2 separate regions of the Mus musculus genome follow, and region 1 is linked to region 2. A link is a loop called in an ENCODE intact Hi-C map of the cell type or tissue named here. Cell type or tissue: heart. All regions are shown on one strand. Links, peaks and the distances in the headings refer to the core of each region. The heading gives the core; the rest is flanking DNA. Region 1 holds the start of Tpbgl (trophoblast glycoprotein-like). Region 2 has its middle 30 kb from the start of Neu3.

The links. A loop is a pair of places that touch in the nucleus more often than their neighbours do. Peaks named below come from ENCODE experiments on the same cell type or tissue, not always from the same donor. Only the 100,000 strongest peaks of a DNase experiment are listed, where the experiment ranks them.
Region 1: a loop joins it to region 2, with 5 times the contacts of the local background. A loop is called at or near these places in 37 of 42 quality-filtered maps.

The regions. Positions count from the first base shown.
Region 1 is chr7:99,621,994-99,630,316 of GRCm38, reverse strand. Tpbgl (trophoblast glycoprotein-like) reads left to right here and starts at 3,214. Exons shown (of 1, transcript NM_001195529.1): 1 at 3,214-6,250. The coding sequence starts at 3,669. The coding sequence ends at 4,823. In heart, for the core only: a CTCF peak has its summit at 4,415 (motif pointing left); DNase peaks (open chromatin) are centred at 3,336 and 4,346; H3K4me3 peaks cover 2,156 bases; H3K27ac peaks cover 620 bases; H3K27me3 peaks cover 7,933 bases.
Region 2 is chr7:99,794,562-99,802,884 of GRCm38, reverse strand. No RefSeq gene overlaps it. Among named protein-coding and RNA genes, the nearest start is that of Neu3, 30 kb to the left of the region's middle. In heart, for the core only: a CTCF peak has its summit at 4,419 (motif pointing right); DNase peaks (open chromatin) are centred at 4,774 and 7,304; H3K4me3 peaks cover 498 bases; H3K27me3 peaks cover 3,071 bases.

The DNA.
Region 1 (8,323 bases), core at 226-8,225, 170 kb after region 2:
AGAGAGAGCAAGAGCATTTATAGTTGCTTTCACTGTATGACTGAGCAAGTTAAGGCCTTAACTGCCATGGAGTCAAGTTCAAGGCCACATATAAAGGTGGCGGCACAGATAGGAATGAGTTATATCTTATTTTCATGCCTAAGTATCTAAAAAGTCTAGGACTAAGAGGCCCTCTATCCATATACACTCTTCTTTCTTTTTTCAGATAGGAAAACTGAGGTCTGAAAACAGAGCCTTGCTCAAGAATTTCAGTGATCTTTAAGCATCTCTGAGGAGCTGGTGCCTGCTGAGTGAGGGGATACTGTTGGGTGACCCCAAAGAAGTTACCAACCTCCCTGTGTGCCAAGGTGCAATGGAGTGTAGAGTAAGCAGGGTCTTTTCAAGAAGAAAAAAGGCCTAAGTGAAAACTCTGAGCACAGGAAGGAGAATCATCTTGCAAGGCTCAGAGAGTGGCCCTGAGATCTAGTAGGATATGAATCTCAAGAACAGAAATCCAAGCTAGGCATAATGGTACTCTCCTTTAATCCTAGAACTTGAGAGGCAGAGACCAGCAGATCTCTGTGGGTTCACGGCCAGCCTGGTCTACATAGTGAGTTCCAGGCCAGCCATAGCTATATAGCAACACCGTGTCTCAAAACAGAAACAAACAAACCAAAACCCTGAAGCATGGTCCAGGCACACAGCAGCCAGTTAGTCTGCCTGGATGTGATGCAGTGCCTGCCTAGCTCTCAGCTCATGGAAAGGGCCAGCTCACCACCCACAGGCTCCCAGTCACACTGCTGAGGGAGGAATCCTGGGGCCCAGAGGACTATTATGGCAAAGAATCTTTGGAAACCTGAGCTCCAAACCTGGCTGGGAGGAAGCACTTAACCATCCAAGTGAGGGGCTCCGGGTACAGTTATAGATGAAGGATCCTCCGCAAGCTGGCCTCAAGCCAGACTTTCAGGGAAGGTTCATTCCCTGGCTCCTTCTCCATGCTGGGCCCTGAGTTGTGTCCTGACAACACAGGCATCAGATTGATCCAGAGTCCCCAGTACTAATGGTTAAAAAGCCCAAGAGAGTTGTAGTACGCTGGTCATTAAACGGAGCTCCAAACAAAGACAGGAAAACACCATTGCAAAGGAGACAAATAGTCAAAGAGCAGATACTTCCATTGACTGAGTCAGGGAGCAAACACAGCCTCAGCATCAAACAGACAGACATTTATTGAAATACCTACTGGACATAATACACTGGCAACTCCCGAAGGGAGAGAGCCCTTCTTCCAGAGAACACAACAATTCCCTCATTCATACAACACAGAGAACACGACTCCCCTTGCCTAATGATGTCCGTTCTTCTTAAGCTTCTCTTCCCCAGCTGAGGTGTTTAACACCAGTCAATGAAAGCTGCCTGCAACTATGTAACCCCTCTCCCTCGGAGAAGGCAGTCAGCAGCAATGAGAAGGCAGCCACCATGAAAACCGGAGAGGGAGTTTTGGCCTTGGCAGTGGTCTACACTTCCGTAGGGACTGGAGGCAGGTCTCCATGCAGTTAAGTGGGGGAAGCAGGCTGTTCTGGTCACTCATGATTTGAGCACTTGTGCTGTATGAGAAAAGGTACCTGTGACCTCCAAAGGCCAAGGACATAGTCCAGAGCAGGAGAGGGCCCCGTCTGTACGCATTCACTTTCACAAGAGTCTGCAAGCTGCCCCTCTAAGGCTGCAGTTGAACCTGTGTTGGCCCAGTGAGTGAACACTCAAGCACTTTGGTATGCTTCTGACTCTATGGACACATACCAGGTTACACTCAAAGCCGCTATGTACACAGGCACGAATGTGCCTGCATGTGTCTATGTGAGACACATTTGTTTGGAACTGCTGTGTGCAAGCCTCCCGTGCACATGCATGCACATCCAAGTAAGAATAAATTTGATAGACCACACATGGGCATGTGTAAGTCTGTTTGTGTAAAGTTTGCCTTTTTGTGTAGAGGCACACGTGTGTAAACTCAGGTGGCCATGTATACAGACATGTCCAGCTCTAAAAGCTACTACTGTCATCTGCTAGCATCTGGAGGTTATCATGGAGACAGGACTAGGTCAATATGAGCTGAGGGAGTCCAGCAAGATCACCAGCCTGGTCCTTAGTGTTGGTATTTGCCTGAGACCCAGGGAATGCAGGATATGCCTCAGAAAGTGGTTTCAATTTGCTGGTCGATCTTCTAAATGCAACTTCAGGGAAGAAACCAACCAGTAGTCTTCAGTTCAGGAGAAAGAGACTGACTGATGCTTATGGGGAGGAGGGGAGCCTCTATCCCAACCAGCTCTGCCAAGTAAGATACTCGAATGGCCTGCAGATCAAATGTCAGCTTCTCCAACCTGAATAATTCATGCCAAGACCAGGAATGCTCCCTCCTCTGGAGTCTGTCTCTTTAAATCAGGTCTTGAGCTTCTCAATTCTGGAGGAAAAAAAAAGTAAATAAGTAAAACCCAGAAAGAAAGAAAAACAAAACAAAACAAAACAAGCCTATTAACAGCTCAGCCCCCACCTCAGCCCTGGATTTTACCACACCCCCACCCTCCACTACAAAATCAGTTCCTGATTTTCCTGCTCCTAGAGCCCTCTCCCCAACCGGCACACCACTCAATATTGACTGGTAGGGCAATTTGGAGGGGAAGGGGCACAGTATCCTGGCAGTACTCAGTGCTGGGGCGGGGTGGGCAAGCAAAGAGCTGAATCACTCCACCCACCGCTCCCTGAGCCTAGGAGGGGCCCAGCCTGAAAGGTGGAACCAATGGGAGTGGTCTTGGCAGAGGCAGAGCAGCCTGAATTAGGGCGCGGGAGATGTGGGGACAGAGGGTGTTTTAGAACATAGAAGAGGGTCGATAAAAGACTGGACACACAGGACCTGCAGAGTTTTAGACACAGCCTAAGGGAACTGGGTTCGCAAAGGAGACATCCAAGGCTAGGGATTTTCCAGGCTCGCTCCCTTAGCACAGCTCCTTTCCTTGACTACAAGAAGAGTAACTTTGTCAGCCCACCCCTCAGCCCTGCCTCCTTTTCTAGGGACAGCTCTAAACTCTCCCACCTTCTCTGGGTGCACAGATCCACCTGCCAGGTCAGCCCTGAGGGCCCCGCCCCACGTGTGCTTCGGAGGGAGGAGGAAAGAAGCTGCCTAAACGAAGGGGGTGGGGAAAGAAGCAAGTCAGAGCTTGGGGAGCCAAACTTCTCAGCAGCTCGTGAACTAGAGAGCAGGGGAGCAAGAGAGCGCAGCGGCCCTAAGCCTGCATCTCCGGAGCCTCCCACCCCGCCTCCCTTGCGAGGAGGTGCGGAGACTCCGCTGGGGGCGGAGGAGGCGGCCAGGAGGCGGGGAGGGGGAGGCAAACCCTGCCCACTCGGCTCGGAGCCCGGAACAGCCGCGGAAGTCGGAGGCCGGAGCGCAGGGCGACGAGGGCAGCGAGGGCGGGGGGCTCCGCTCCCCGCCTGACCCCTGTAGCCCCCAGCCATCAAAGTGAAGGCTCCTCGGACTTTACAAGCTGGAGGACGGACCGGTCGGAACTGTCAGCTGCTCCGGGTCAAGGTCTAGCCCACAGCCACCTTCCCGTGCCACCCCCATCCCATCATCTCCAAACGCTCCCAATTCACTGGTGAGCGCTGCGGGCCGGGGGCTGGATGCGGGGACGGCCGCGATGGCCCCGCGCGCGGGACAGCGGGGGCTCTGGAGCCCGCTGCCAGGGCTGCTGCTCTTGGCGGCGGCGCTGAGCCGGCCCGCCGCGCCCTGTCCCTTCCAGTGTTACTGCTTCGGCAGCCCCCGGTTAATGTTGCGCTGCGCGTCGGGCGCGGAGCTCCGGCAGCCGCCCCGGGACGTGCCACCCGACGCGCGCAACCTCACCATCGTGGGCGCCAACCTGACCGTGCTGCGCGCCGCAGCCTTCGCGGGAGGGGGCGAGGGGGCGACGGACGGCGTGCGCCTACCGCTCCTTACCGCGCTGCGCCTCACACACAACAACATCGAGGTAGTAGAGGACGGTGCCTTCGACGGGTTGCCCAGCCTGGCGGCACTCGACCTAAGCCACAACCCGCTACGCGCCCTGGGCTACCGCGCCTTTCGCGGGCTGCCTGCGCTGCGCTCACTACAGCTCAATCACGCGCTGGCTCGAGGCAGCCCCGGGATGCTGGATGCACTGGACGCCGCTCTGGCCCCCCTGGCCGAGCTTCGCCTGCTGGGCTTGGTAGGCAACGCGCTGAGCCGCCTGCCACTCGCCGCGCTGCGCCTGCCCCGCCTGGAGCAGCTGGATGCGCGTGTCAACGCGCTGGCCGGCCTGGGCCCGGACGAGCTGAGCGCGCTTGAGCGCGATGGCGACCTGCCCCAGCCGCGCCTGCTGCTGGCGGACAACCCACTGAGCTGTGGGTGCACCTCGCGCCCCCTGCTGGCCTGGCTGCACAACGCCACCGAGCGCGTACCCGACGCGCGCCGCCTGCGCTGCGCTTCCCCGCGCGTACTGTTGGACCGGCCTCTGATAGACCTGGACGAGGCGCGACTAGGTTGCTCCGACGGCGATGCACACGAGAGCGGGGAAGGGATAGACGTCGCCGGCCCGGAGTTGGAAGCCTCTTACGTCTTCTTCGGGCTGGTGCTGGCACTCATCGGCCTCATCTTCCTCATGGTGCTCTACCTAAACCGCCGCGGCATCCAACGCTGGATGCACAATTTGCGCGAGGCCTGCAGAGATCAGATGGAGGGCTACCACTACCGCTACGAGCAGGATGCAGACCCACGCCGCGCGCCTGCTCCGGCCGCCCCTGCCGGCTCCCGGGCCACTTCTCCAGGCTCGGGTCTCTGAGCATCACCTCCCTAGTGGGAGGCTGTTCCTATCAGCTGATGACTTTACTTGGGCCATGCAGCCTTTCTCTGCCTGGCCTGGGCCCCGGAGATAACACACTTACGAGTTTGGATCTCTGAGACCTTTGGATCAATCGTAGTATCTCTCCCATACAGAAATTCCAAGGTGTACTCTTTCCCTGGCCTTAGAGTTTCCAGATCAAAAACCCAGAAATCTGTTTTCAGAAACAAATCCTGCCTGCCGGTCCTTACTGGACCATTGAAATTGAAATTCCTTCTCCCTGTCCAGGCTCACCCAAAGATCCTGCTCTTCCATTTTGAAATCTCTAGCACTTTCTCCACCTTTCTATATGCTTTAAGCCAGACACCCTGGCTAGATTGCACTGACCCCTGCTCCAGGGTAGAAGACCTCAGTCCCTTTCTCAGAGTTCTGGGGGGAGGGGGGGTCTACCCTTCTGGTCTCTTTGGAAGGTTTTTATGAAGTTTGAGCTTTTTGTCCCACCTCAGAACTCTGGGCTCTCCATCATGTAACCCAAATCTGAAGGCTTTCAGTGGTCTCCTCTAATCTGATTTGCTTCATACCCTGGTTCTAGCTCAGGCCCTTCCATTCCTTGCTCTTGGCTGGGTTTCAGCTCCGGCCTTGTCTCTTTCATGCCAGGGGCAAGGAAGGCTTGGTGTAGAATCCAAGCCTTAGCCTTTCTGTTGCGGCTCTAATGTCCCAACAGAGTTTGTCCTCCATCTAAAAGTCAGCTCTTCACCCCAGTCACTTTCATGCCCTGGCCCAAGTCTTAGGCTCTCAGTCCCCTTGACATCCATCGCTGGCACTTTTACCATTCATTGACCAGGGGCCAGAGAGGGCTCTTCCCCCATGGTGGGGTGCTACCCACTGCCCTCCTAGGAGATGTTCTCCCATCCTGCAGGACAAGTAAAAGCACCCCCATAGCATATAGGCAGACTTGAGGGAGGAAGGGAGCAGGTGGGGTGAGCAGGGTCTCCAATCCAGGGCCACTGGTCTGTCTGGAAACGTGAGGCTTGGAGCTGCTGCCCATCTGTGCTCTGTGCTTCACCATCCACACGGTCCTCCCCTGGGAACTCCTTGCTACCACCTCTCATGCCTTCTGGAAGGGGATGGAGTCTGACCTCTTGTCTCAGTCTCAGTGGAAAGCTTTCCTGGTCAAGGTCATGGCCTCAGTGCCCTGCCTTCTGCATGATCCCAAAGCACAATGGTGAGTGAGGGGGAACTGCCTCCCTGCCTCTCACCCTAAGTCAGGCAGAATGGCAGGCCTGTGCTGCCTCTGCACAGGAAGGTCTTCCTCCTCTGTATATCGGCTTGAGGCCCGCTGTCCCCATCCTCAACTGAGAAATCTGGACCTCCCTTGGGCTGTTTTCTATAAAGTCTGCAATAATCTCCGATGCTCTCTGCTCTTGTAAGTGGTTCTGTGTTTGTCCTACTGACCTTGGGGCATTGGTGGGCGTGAAAGGTGACAAGAGGTGGCCATTTGGGGCAGTGGCCCTTATGCACTCTCTGGAGATGTGGGAAAAAGAAACAGGCTGTGAGTACACATAGCAAGACTGAGGCTAGACACAGGGGGTGGGGGTGCTCTCCGTCATTCTCCAGCCTGCTTTTTAATGGTCTGAAACGGGCTTATCCACAGCCAGCATGAGATCTTATGCTTGCTTTACACCCTCTATCCTTTATGTGGGGTGGGTCACTGAAAGGGAGAAAGAAAGACTGACGAACCTAGCCTCAGATGAGCCTCTTGGGAAGGAGGACAGCTATAAAGGAGAGGCATTTTATTGGGGTGAAACTGTCTAAGGGGCCATTGGCTGCTGTGGACCTATCTGCTTGCTAGTGCCTCCTGTGCCAGGCTGTGCATTTTTGTTTTGTTTTGTTTGGGTTTTTGTGTTTGTTTGTTTGTTTGTTTTTGCCAGAGTGGGGCAGGGGCAGTGGCCCCCTAATAAAGGTGATTTGGGGAGACAGGCTTTAGGCTGAAGGATGGTGCTCACCTTTGACCTCGGTATTCCTAGTGTTGGTTGCTGAGGGTCTCAGAGCCCTAGAACCATGGGGCAGAATTCCGGCATGTGTTTTAGAAGTTCAGAGTCACATATGTCTAGAATGTGTGGCTTCTAACCACTGAAAGGGCCGTCCTAGTGCCATGGAAAGCCTCTGTTGTCTTCAGTGGGACACAGTGAGCTGTCTCCTTGCCTTCCCCTCCCGAGTAGATGCTGTATCTGTTCTCCACCCCCACCATTTTTCGTGAGCATCTGTCAGTGACCATCAGCATGTACCCTGTCCATCCTCTAGGAGAGAATGGTGATGGTCTTATGCAGGTTAGAAAACTACCTCTCAACAGATCACAGTACTAAAAGAGTAGCCTCTAATTACGTAGTCTCTGACTGCAGTGAATTCTGACAAATAAAACGTGCTGCTGGCTGTGGGGTCACTACCAGCAAACAAGTGGACCTTTTATGTACTGCTACTTTTGATTCTCTGCAAAGTCCTAAGAACTTAGTTTTACTGAGCCACAAAATATCAACAGATTTTTAAAAAAAAATCAATTGAAGGCCTACAGTATATGAAGTGGGGTTTTGCCTTTGTGACTTTTATGGACAGCATTAGAACCTAGCTCTGGTCTGCTATGCAATCTTCCAGTCCATATCCGCAGTCTTCCTCCTCTGCAAATCTAGCCGTTCATTTAGCCTATACTTAATACAGCTCTGCCAGTCCCAAGGAGGCTAATGACCCAGAGCGGAGACATTTGATCAAGGTCTAGGAAAAAAGAGATCGCAGGAAACTTTGAGAGCCAGAGAAAGAGCCCCTGACCTAGCCTAAAAGGATTGCATAGATGAAGTAGCATTTGAGCTGAGTTGGGGTTTATTCTATTTGGTTTCTGCAATCCTGGAGGGTCAAATCCAGATACTTACAATTACTGTACCACTGAGCTACATCCTCAAGCCCTTGGTTTGTGTTTTGTTTGGTTGGTTTTCATACAGGGTCTTGCTATGTAGCCCAAACTGCCCTTGAATTTAAGACCCTACAGTCTTATCCTCCCTAGTACTGTAACTCCAGGAATGGGCCACCTTGACCTGATACCATTCACTGAGCCTAAAGCCTCTCCCAGAAGCTGCTATGAGTGAGGAGTGGGCAGAGGCCCAGGGTATGGGGACAGCACGGATGGAGTGATAGGGAAGAAGCCATCTCTGGGATGTCCCTTTACAGAGTAGGTAGGGCAGTGAGCAGGCAGGGATGGGGGAATGTGGGTGTAACTGTCAGAGTGTGGTAGACATGAACCCGCTGCGCACTTGGAGAGACGTGGCAGCCTTCCCAGGCTGCTGTGACCCGTAAGCAGTGCGAAATTGCCTTTCAAAAAGTTCTCTATGAGAAGCCTTTCGTGTCGGTGACCCTGAGCCTACGGGTGCCCTCAGATCTGGAATGAGAGCCGGAGACGGCCAGGCATGAGCCTGAGGACAGAGTCTGAGGACTCTGAATCCGAACTAAGC
Region 2 (8,323 bases), core at 56-8,055:
ATTTCTACTACCCGATCCTCTATCACACCTCCACCTGGAGAATGGAATTTAATAGGTCTGGGGTAAATCTCTTCCCTCGAGGGCCTCAGACTTAACTTTTTGGGGAGTCAAATTATTGGGAAATTGTTCTTAACCCTGTGTACTGGTTTAAAAGCATCTATGTTGAAAATGAAGGCCATGGACTTTGGTTTATGACAGGTGTGGACTTTGAAGGAAGCGTTTTAAGTTTCTTAGTTTTCCTTTTGTTCCTCTTGTACAGTATGGAATTGATTAATATTTCTTGAGAGAGTGAATGAATAGCCACTCCAGGTTGAATCATTTGAGGAAGTATAGTGCCCACAAACTGTGAATACAAAGATGGGTCTTAGGGAAGATGAAAATCCCTGCTCTTCTTGACCTTCCTTGACCTCAGAGGGCTTTGAAGCAACCCCAAGGATGATCTCTGGTAGCATGAAGTAAAGTGGAGGCCGGGCTCAGAGAGATGCCATGAACAGGACCCCAAGCTGAGGTACATACCCACCCATGCTGAGCTACATACCCACCCATGCTGTGATGCTTTGAATAGGAATAGCCCCATAGGCTCAAATATTTGAATACTTTGTCCCCAGTTGATGGAACTGTTTGGGGAGGATTAGGAGGTGTGGCTTTGTTGGAGGAGGTGCGTCGCTGGAGATGTTTTCTTGGGGTTGAGGGTGGGGTTTTATGTTTCAAAAGCCCATGTTGTTCTCAGTCACCTCTATGTACCTCATGTTTATGAATCAAGATGTAAGTTCTCAGATACTGTCCAGTGCCATGCCTGCCTGCCTGCTGCCATGCTCCCAGCCACAATGGTGATGGACTTACCCTCTAAAATTGTATGCCCCAAATAAACTTTCTTCTACAGTTGTCTGTGCATAGTGTCTCACTACAGAAATAGGAAATGAACCAAGACAGAAGCTCTTCCAGATGCCTGGCTAGTATTCCAGGTTGCATCTGCTATGTTGTTATTAAGGAATGCTAAGGGTGAGCACATTTAACCTGGGACTTGTGATTGGACGCTGATGCTTCCAAAAACCAGTATGGTGGTTACAAAAGGAATCGGAGAAGATCTGAAGGGGGCGAGAGATATGAAGGCCAGAGCCCAGTCCCTTACATAAAAAAACATCCTTCCCCATCCTCTGTGAGGATGCTCCTCTGGAGAACGCTGCGGTTTATTCACATCTTTGGAGAAGGGCATTGTGGGTAGGTGTCCATCAATACTTTCGATGCTAAGGAACATCCAGTGCCCTAGGAATTTCAGTAGGTGGTCACAGGCCTTGAACCAACCCAGAACCAGGCTCTAGGGCAGGCCTCAAGACGCCATTGATCTCAATGGGTTCCGACAAAGGTCCTGGCTTGCAGGCATGTGTGTACCTGTTGGGAGAGCTAAGGCCAAATGCTGCTAGCTGGGACTCAAAATTTAGCTCAGGTGGGTGGCTGTCCTTGGGAGAACTACTGCTGTCTTCAGGTTTCTATTGCTGTGCTGAAATACAATGATTAAGATCAAAGGAGCTTGGGGAGGGAAGGGTTTATTTAGCTTATGTTTCCCCATCATGGTTCATCACTGAAGAAGTGAGGACAGGAACTCAAGCAGGGCTGGAACCTGGAGGCAGGAGCTGATGCAGAGGCCATGGAGAAGTGCTGCTTACTGGTTTACTCCTATGGCTTGCTTAGCAGGACCACCATCCCCGGTGGCATCACCCCTCATCAATCATTAAGGAAATGCCCTACAGCCTGATCCTTTTCTTTTTGTTTGTTTGTTTTTGTTTTTTGAAACATGGTTTCTCTGTGTAGCCCTTGGCTGTCCTGGAACTCACTCTGTAGACCAGGCTGGCCTTGATCTCAGAAACTCACTTGTCTCTGCCTCCCAAGTGCTGGGATTAAAGGCGTGTGCCACCACTGCCCGGCTGCTACACACCACTGCCCGGCTGCTACAACCTGATCTTATGGAGGCGTTTTCTTAATTGAAAGATTAAGGGTTCCCCCCTCTCAGAAGACTTTAACTTGTGTCAAGTTGACAGAAAACTATCCAGCACAGCGCTTCTGTGCCTGGCTGAAGGCACATGGGGCTTAAATTCAGCTACCTGGTAATTTTAAGCCATGTAATAAGCCCAGAAGTACCTTTTGGGAAATCCTGATTTTGAGTATCTGAGATAACAGCAATCACAGCTGCCTAAAAGGTCAAGGTTGGAAAGTCCGAGTCTGGCTTCTTTGTGGGAGCCTAGGTTGATCTAGGCCTGTGTGTCAGGCTAAGCCCACTTAGCTTGGGTCTGGGATACATCTGCTTAAACGTGGAGAAGTCTAGACTGCAGGGAAGAGAGGCCTCCCTCTGGGCTTGGCTGTGGGCTCTGTGGCCTGAGGGCAGGGGTCATTAAAATATATTTTCTGTGACAAAGTTTCAAGGGAGGGAGGGAAGTACTTCAATGATGCTTAGGAGAATGTTGACTGTTGTACAGAACTTTACTGAACAGAACAGTGTGGGGTGAGAGATGCTGGGAATTAGGAAGAAGCTGGGAGGAGAGTAAAGGTGTGTGTGTGTGTGTGTGTGTGTGTGTGTGTGTGTGAGAGAGAGAGAGAGAGAGAGAGAGAGAGAGAGAGAGAGAGAGAGCGCAGGCCAGACACTGCTATTGGCTGTCATCCCCAGTAGCTCTCCACCTTATTTTTTGAGACAGAATCTCCCACTGAACCCGGCGTTTACTGATTGACAAGGCTAACGTTCCAGTGAGCCCCAGGGATCTTCCTGTGTGTCTGCCCAGTGCTAAGATCTGCTCTGCCCAGGTTTTTGTTGTCATCGTTGTTGTTTTAAAAAGCATTCTGTGAAACTGAACCTTGGTCTTCAGGTCTTTGGGATTGTATGGCAAGCACTTTACCAACTAAGCTACCTCCCTATCTCAAGAAGGAAAGGTTCTTAAGTCTTGTGAGTTTTGTGTGGTTATTTTTGTTTTTGTTTTTGCTTTTCAAGACAGGAGTTCTCTGTATAGCCCTGCTGTCTGTCCTCAAATTTGCTGTGTAGACCAAGCTGACCTCGAACTCAGAGATCTGCCAGCCTCTGTCTGCTGAGTGCTGGGATTAAAGGTGTGCACCACCACTGCCCATTTTAAGTCTTAATTACAGTTCCGGCTTTTTTGTTTTTTCTCTCCTCTCTCCATTCTCCTTTAATTTTTAGAACTCGGGCAATACGTTAAACTCTAGACTTGCCTTTCCTCCTCTGAAAATCGGGCACAACCATGTTAACCTCTTGGCTGGTGAGAGGACCTCAGATGGCCTCTGTGAAGCATTCAGGAAAGAGCCATGGTGAGATTATTCTCCAGTCCCTGTCTGGGTCCTGCTCTTGTCTCTGGTAGGGATAGGGGTCCTTGTGTCTGTCCATGGGCATGAGGTCATGAGAGGGCCCTCTTTTGTGTCTGAGAGAACTACAGTGACCCGCTAAGGACACCAGACTTTGGGACAAGGAAGAGGCAGGAGGCGAAGGCAGTGAGCTTCTTGTGTCTTATCATGAATGCCCCATCGGTCGCCATAACACTGTCCCTGCCCACTCAACATTTTTATCTAAATTGTCATGGCATACATATGTGTGTGGGTACAAGTCACAGATGTACAGAGTCGAGGAAACCTGTGGAGTCAGTTCTCTCTTTCCATTCTTACAAAGTTCCCAGGGCTCACACGAGGGTGGTCAGGCTTGCAACATTTTGGCCAGCGCCTTTGCATGATAAGGCCTCACAGTTCCAGGATAAAGCCTTTATTTTGGTATCCAGGGACTAATTTCTACCCCACCTTCCTCAGCTGTTCTACACATGTGGGCAGATGTTCCCAAACAGGCTTCCTTTCTGTCTCTCTGTGGCTCTTCTTGTCCAAATGGTCCCTTCCCCCTCTTCTCTGCTAGGAGAACCCCTTCCTCCCAGGATCTAGTTTAGTAGACGTCCTATCTGTGGGGGTACCTGCCTTGCTCCTGGATCAGGACCCCTTCTTGCCCCCTGGACTCCAGTCAACATCACCTTGCCCTGAAGTGTGTTGTCACTATATTTGTGTGATATATTTTCTAGGGTGAGCTCCCCAGTGGCAGGGGCCAGAGGCCAGAGGCCAGATTACATCCTGGAACTAGGTGTGAGCACCATAGACTCATACTTGTCGGATGCATTTGCATCTGTGTGAATGTGTGGGGAGGAGGGCAGTTGCAGGTAAGTGGTAAGTGGCCCTAGCCCCAAGTCTCCCAAAGTCACCTGGATTGGATTGGAGCAGAAAATTTATGATATTTGTCTCTTTTAAAAAGACTAGATATTAATTTGTTTCCAGAAATTAGAACACGTTATTGGTAAGACTATTTTTGGACCAGCAAGTCAAAAATCTGATATCTGTAGCATCTATAAGGCCCTACATAGGTTTGTTTGAGGCATTACCAGAATTAACCACAAGGTGGCAATCTTTCCCTAACTCCCTGCAAACTGCAGGCAACCCCAATTTTAAAGCGTGTTGTCTATCCTTGGTGGCTGCACAGCAGTGCCGGTTTTCTTTCTTTCTTTCTTTCTTTCTTTCTTTCTTTCTTTCTTTCTTTCTTTCTTTCTTTCTTTCTTTCTTTCTTTCTTTCTTTCTTTCTTTCTTTCTTCCTTCCTTCCTTCCTTCTTTTCTTTCTTTCTTTCTTTCTGTAATTAATTAGTTTATATTTACATCCCAAATGCTCCCCCACCACCCCTTCCCTTCGTCTCTGAGAGGACAGCCCTCCCCTCTCTTCACCCTGGTGCATTAAGTCTCTTCAGGATTAGATGCATTCTTTCCCACTAAGGCAAGACATGGCAGCCCTCTGCGACATATGTGCTGGGTGCCTTGGACCAACCCGTGTATGCTCTATGGCTGGTGACTCAGTCTCTGGGAGCTCCCAGGGGTCCAGGTTAGTTGTCACTACTGATCTTCCTATGGGGTTGCCATCTCCTTGAGGGCCTCCAGTCTTCTCCCTAACTCTTCCATAGGGGTCCTTGACCTCTGTCCAGTGTTTGTGGGTATCTGCATCTGTCTCAGTCAGCTTCTGGGTAGAGCCTCACAGAAGGCTGCTATGTTAGATTCCTGTCAGCAAGCACAACATAGCATCATCAATAGTGTGAGGGATTGGTGTCTATCCATGGGATGGGGCTCAAAATGGGCCATTCCTTCAGTCTCTTCTCCATCTTTGTTCCTGCATTTCTTTTAGACAAGACCAATTTTGGATCAAAAGTTTGTAGGTGGGTTGGTGTCCCCATCCCTCTGCTGGGGGACCTGTCTGGCTATTGGAGGTGGTCTCTTCAGGCTCCATATCCCAACAGTTAGGCATTTCTGCTAAGGACTCCTGAGGATTCCCTAGGAAGTCTGTTCTTTCAAAGTGCCTGAACTTTCAAAATTGCCCTGAGGCGGCGTCACTCATTAGCCTTATTGTCTCCATGGTGATAACGGTGCATACACACACACACACACACACACACACACACAGAGGAATGTGGAATCTGCCTCTGGTTTTTTATAAGATAGTTCATTTGGTGTACCCAGGGTTAGCTGGGAGTTGGTGGGCTTGGCTTTTCTGCACAATGTCCAGTTCTTCTTCTTCACCTGCCCATTGCCAATGTGTTCAGAGGCAGGCAGCTAGGTTTCCCTTCTATTTTGCCAGATACCCAAGGCTCAGCTTGTTTTTAAGGTGGTCAACCCTACCTCGTCTGTAACCACTGGGCTGCATGCTGGCCTGTGAATTCTGTTGTGGGGGCTGTGGAAACGGCTCTGATCTTCCTCCGTGCATGCCTACAGGGGGAAGAACATGGAGCGAGCCCTCTGCACTCTTCCTGGAATTCCTTCCCTTGTTCCACTCAGTGGCATCCTGTCCCTAGCTGTCTCTGCCGGAGCCCTGTCTCAGTCTCTCTGTTGTCTAGGGACAGCCCTAGGATGGGCCTGAAAACTCCCAGGTTCAGTCAGCTTTCTTTATGATAAGACATGAGGTTCCCCATCTTGGCAGGCGTGCCCAGCTCCCACGAGGATCTTGGGAGTTCTGTTCTCCTCCACCAGGGCATACACACAGTCCTTCACACAAGGCCACCCCTGAATCCTTTTCTGTCATGTCCTCTGTGTGAACCTGTGCCTCTCCTTACAGATGTGATCTCAGGACCTCCTGTCCTTGGCTTTGCGCCCTCACTGCAAGTCCACAAGTCTGAAACCTCAAGGGAAGTCCTACTGGGTAAACGCCATGACAACTGTCTTGCCTGACTACGACAGGGTTTTCTTCAAAGAGAAGTGGAGAGGGGGCTCCCCAAGGGAGACACTGCCATTGGAACCCCTTGTCCCTACTACCAAACAAGGGTTCTGTATGGTAAAGGCCCAGGAACCATTTCTCATGAGAACAAAGGCCCCAAGTTTCCCCAATACCCTGTTGCTGATCAGCTGGCGCCTCTCAGCAGGATAGGCCATCTCCCTCTGAAGGCCCGCATTCCCTTCTGCAGGAACTGGGGCAGGGTGGGGAACAGAACAGATGTTTATGGGTGCAAGCTCTGTGTGGCTGTTATTTCAGGCTCTCACCCTTCTCTCAGCCACACAATCCTTCCATAGTAGCTAAATCTGTGACTTATTTTTAATATTTTTCCTTTAGCATACTTTATTTGGATCTCTAATTTCATGGTCTCCAAGCAGTGATACAGGCTCGATATTATATATTTTTTTCCCTAACACACATTGTGATAAATACATAGCTGTTTTAAAAATAACAAAGAATGCTGACACGCACCCTTGTTAATGCCAGCGAGGCGTGTGCCACGCCTGGGTGAGCTAATCTCCACAAACGTGTAAAGTCACCGACATCATTTATATTTTACAAGAAATTGAAGCCCAGAAAGGTGGAAAGACTTGGCCAAGGTCACACAGAGTCTTCTGATCTTGGCCCACAACCCAGGGAAGAGGGGGAGGGGTGCAGGTGCTTGAGGGATGCGGAGGGGAGGGGTGTAGCTGCCAATGAGAAATGCAAGAAGACAGAAAAGATGGAGAGTTGTGGGGATAGGAAACCCATGTCAGAAAAGCAAATGACCTGGGTCCCAATGTCCTATGCACAGTAATGGCCATGAAAATAGCTGCAGATTTGCCTGCGTTTGTGTGAGCAAGATTTATCGTGCCAGCAGCTCCGGTAATTGGGTGACGAAAGCATTGCAGCTGGGCCCGCAGGCTCGCAATTCATTATCAGGGAGACGGGTGGGTGGGGAGTGGCCTGGAGTTCACTCAGCTGTGGAAAGACTGCCGCCCCAGAAAGAAGAAAGAGCAGGTGGGCAGGCCTCAGAAATGTGGGGGACCTTCCTCTTTTCAGCGAGCATCCCAAGAAGGGGGTGACAGATTCAACGGAAGGGCCACAGCAGAGAGGAGCCTGTAGCAGGGTGTGTCTAGAGGTGGAGCCTGGAGCCAGAGGGGAAATCCCTAATTTGAATATTGTTGCCTTTGAGACCCCGAGCAGATGACGTCATTGCTTCAAGTCTTGGCTTCCCCGATATATGCTGCAGATCATAGTGCTGACCTAACTAGCAAGTACTGAGGCTCCAACGAGATGAGATGATCTTGTTTAGACCCAGAGCCTCCTGCTAGGGAAGCCTTCGTCCCTTTCTGCCCACTCAGGTCTGCCCTTCCTGACCATGTGAGCTCTGAGTCCTCCTCAGATCTCCAAACCTGACGCTCAGCTACTGTGGGTTCAGCCAAATGAATGCCAAGTCTTCCTGTAGGATGAGGAAAGCCAAAGGAGGCAACAGACTGGGGTTTCAGGAAAAAGCCCTAAAGGAGGGAAAACTGGGCAGCAGACTCTATCTAGGGTTTAACTCTATCTCTAGGTGGTAGGGGGTTCTGGCTGGCACCTGACTCTACTCCCACCTGGTAGGACCCTCTGGGGTCCGTGGGGACTGATGGAACTGGGGGCACAGAGAAAGGGAAGAGAAGAGGAGACTGGATTTCAGGCCTGCCTCTGCTGTTTTTACAGGTAGTTTCCCCTCTAAGCCTTTGTTTTCTTGTCTGGAACATAACCACAGGTTTTATTTGGATTTCTTTAACTGTGAAGAGTAGGAAATTACTCAAGGCCCCCTAGACAAAGAGGAGCTGGGTATGGACCAGTTGTGGCGTAGAAGATGAGCAAAGCCCTGAAGAGTGTCAGCACCAGACCCTGCCCTGTGCCATGTGCAGCGTCAACTATTCACAGCCCCCTCATTTTATTATTTTATTTTATATCATTTTATTGAGACATGCAGCCTAGAATGGTCTTGAACTCACTATGTAGCCAGGGATGATTTTGAACTTCTGATCTTTCTGCCTCTACCTCCTAAGTGCT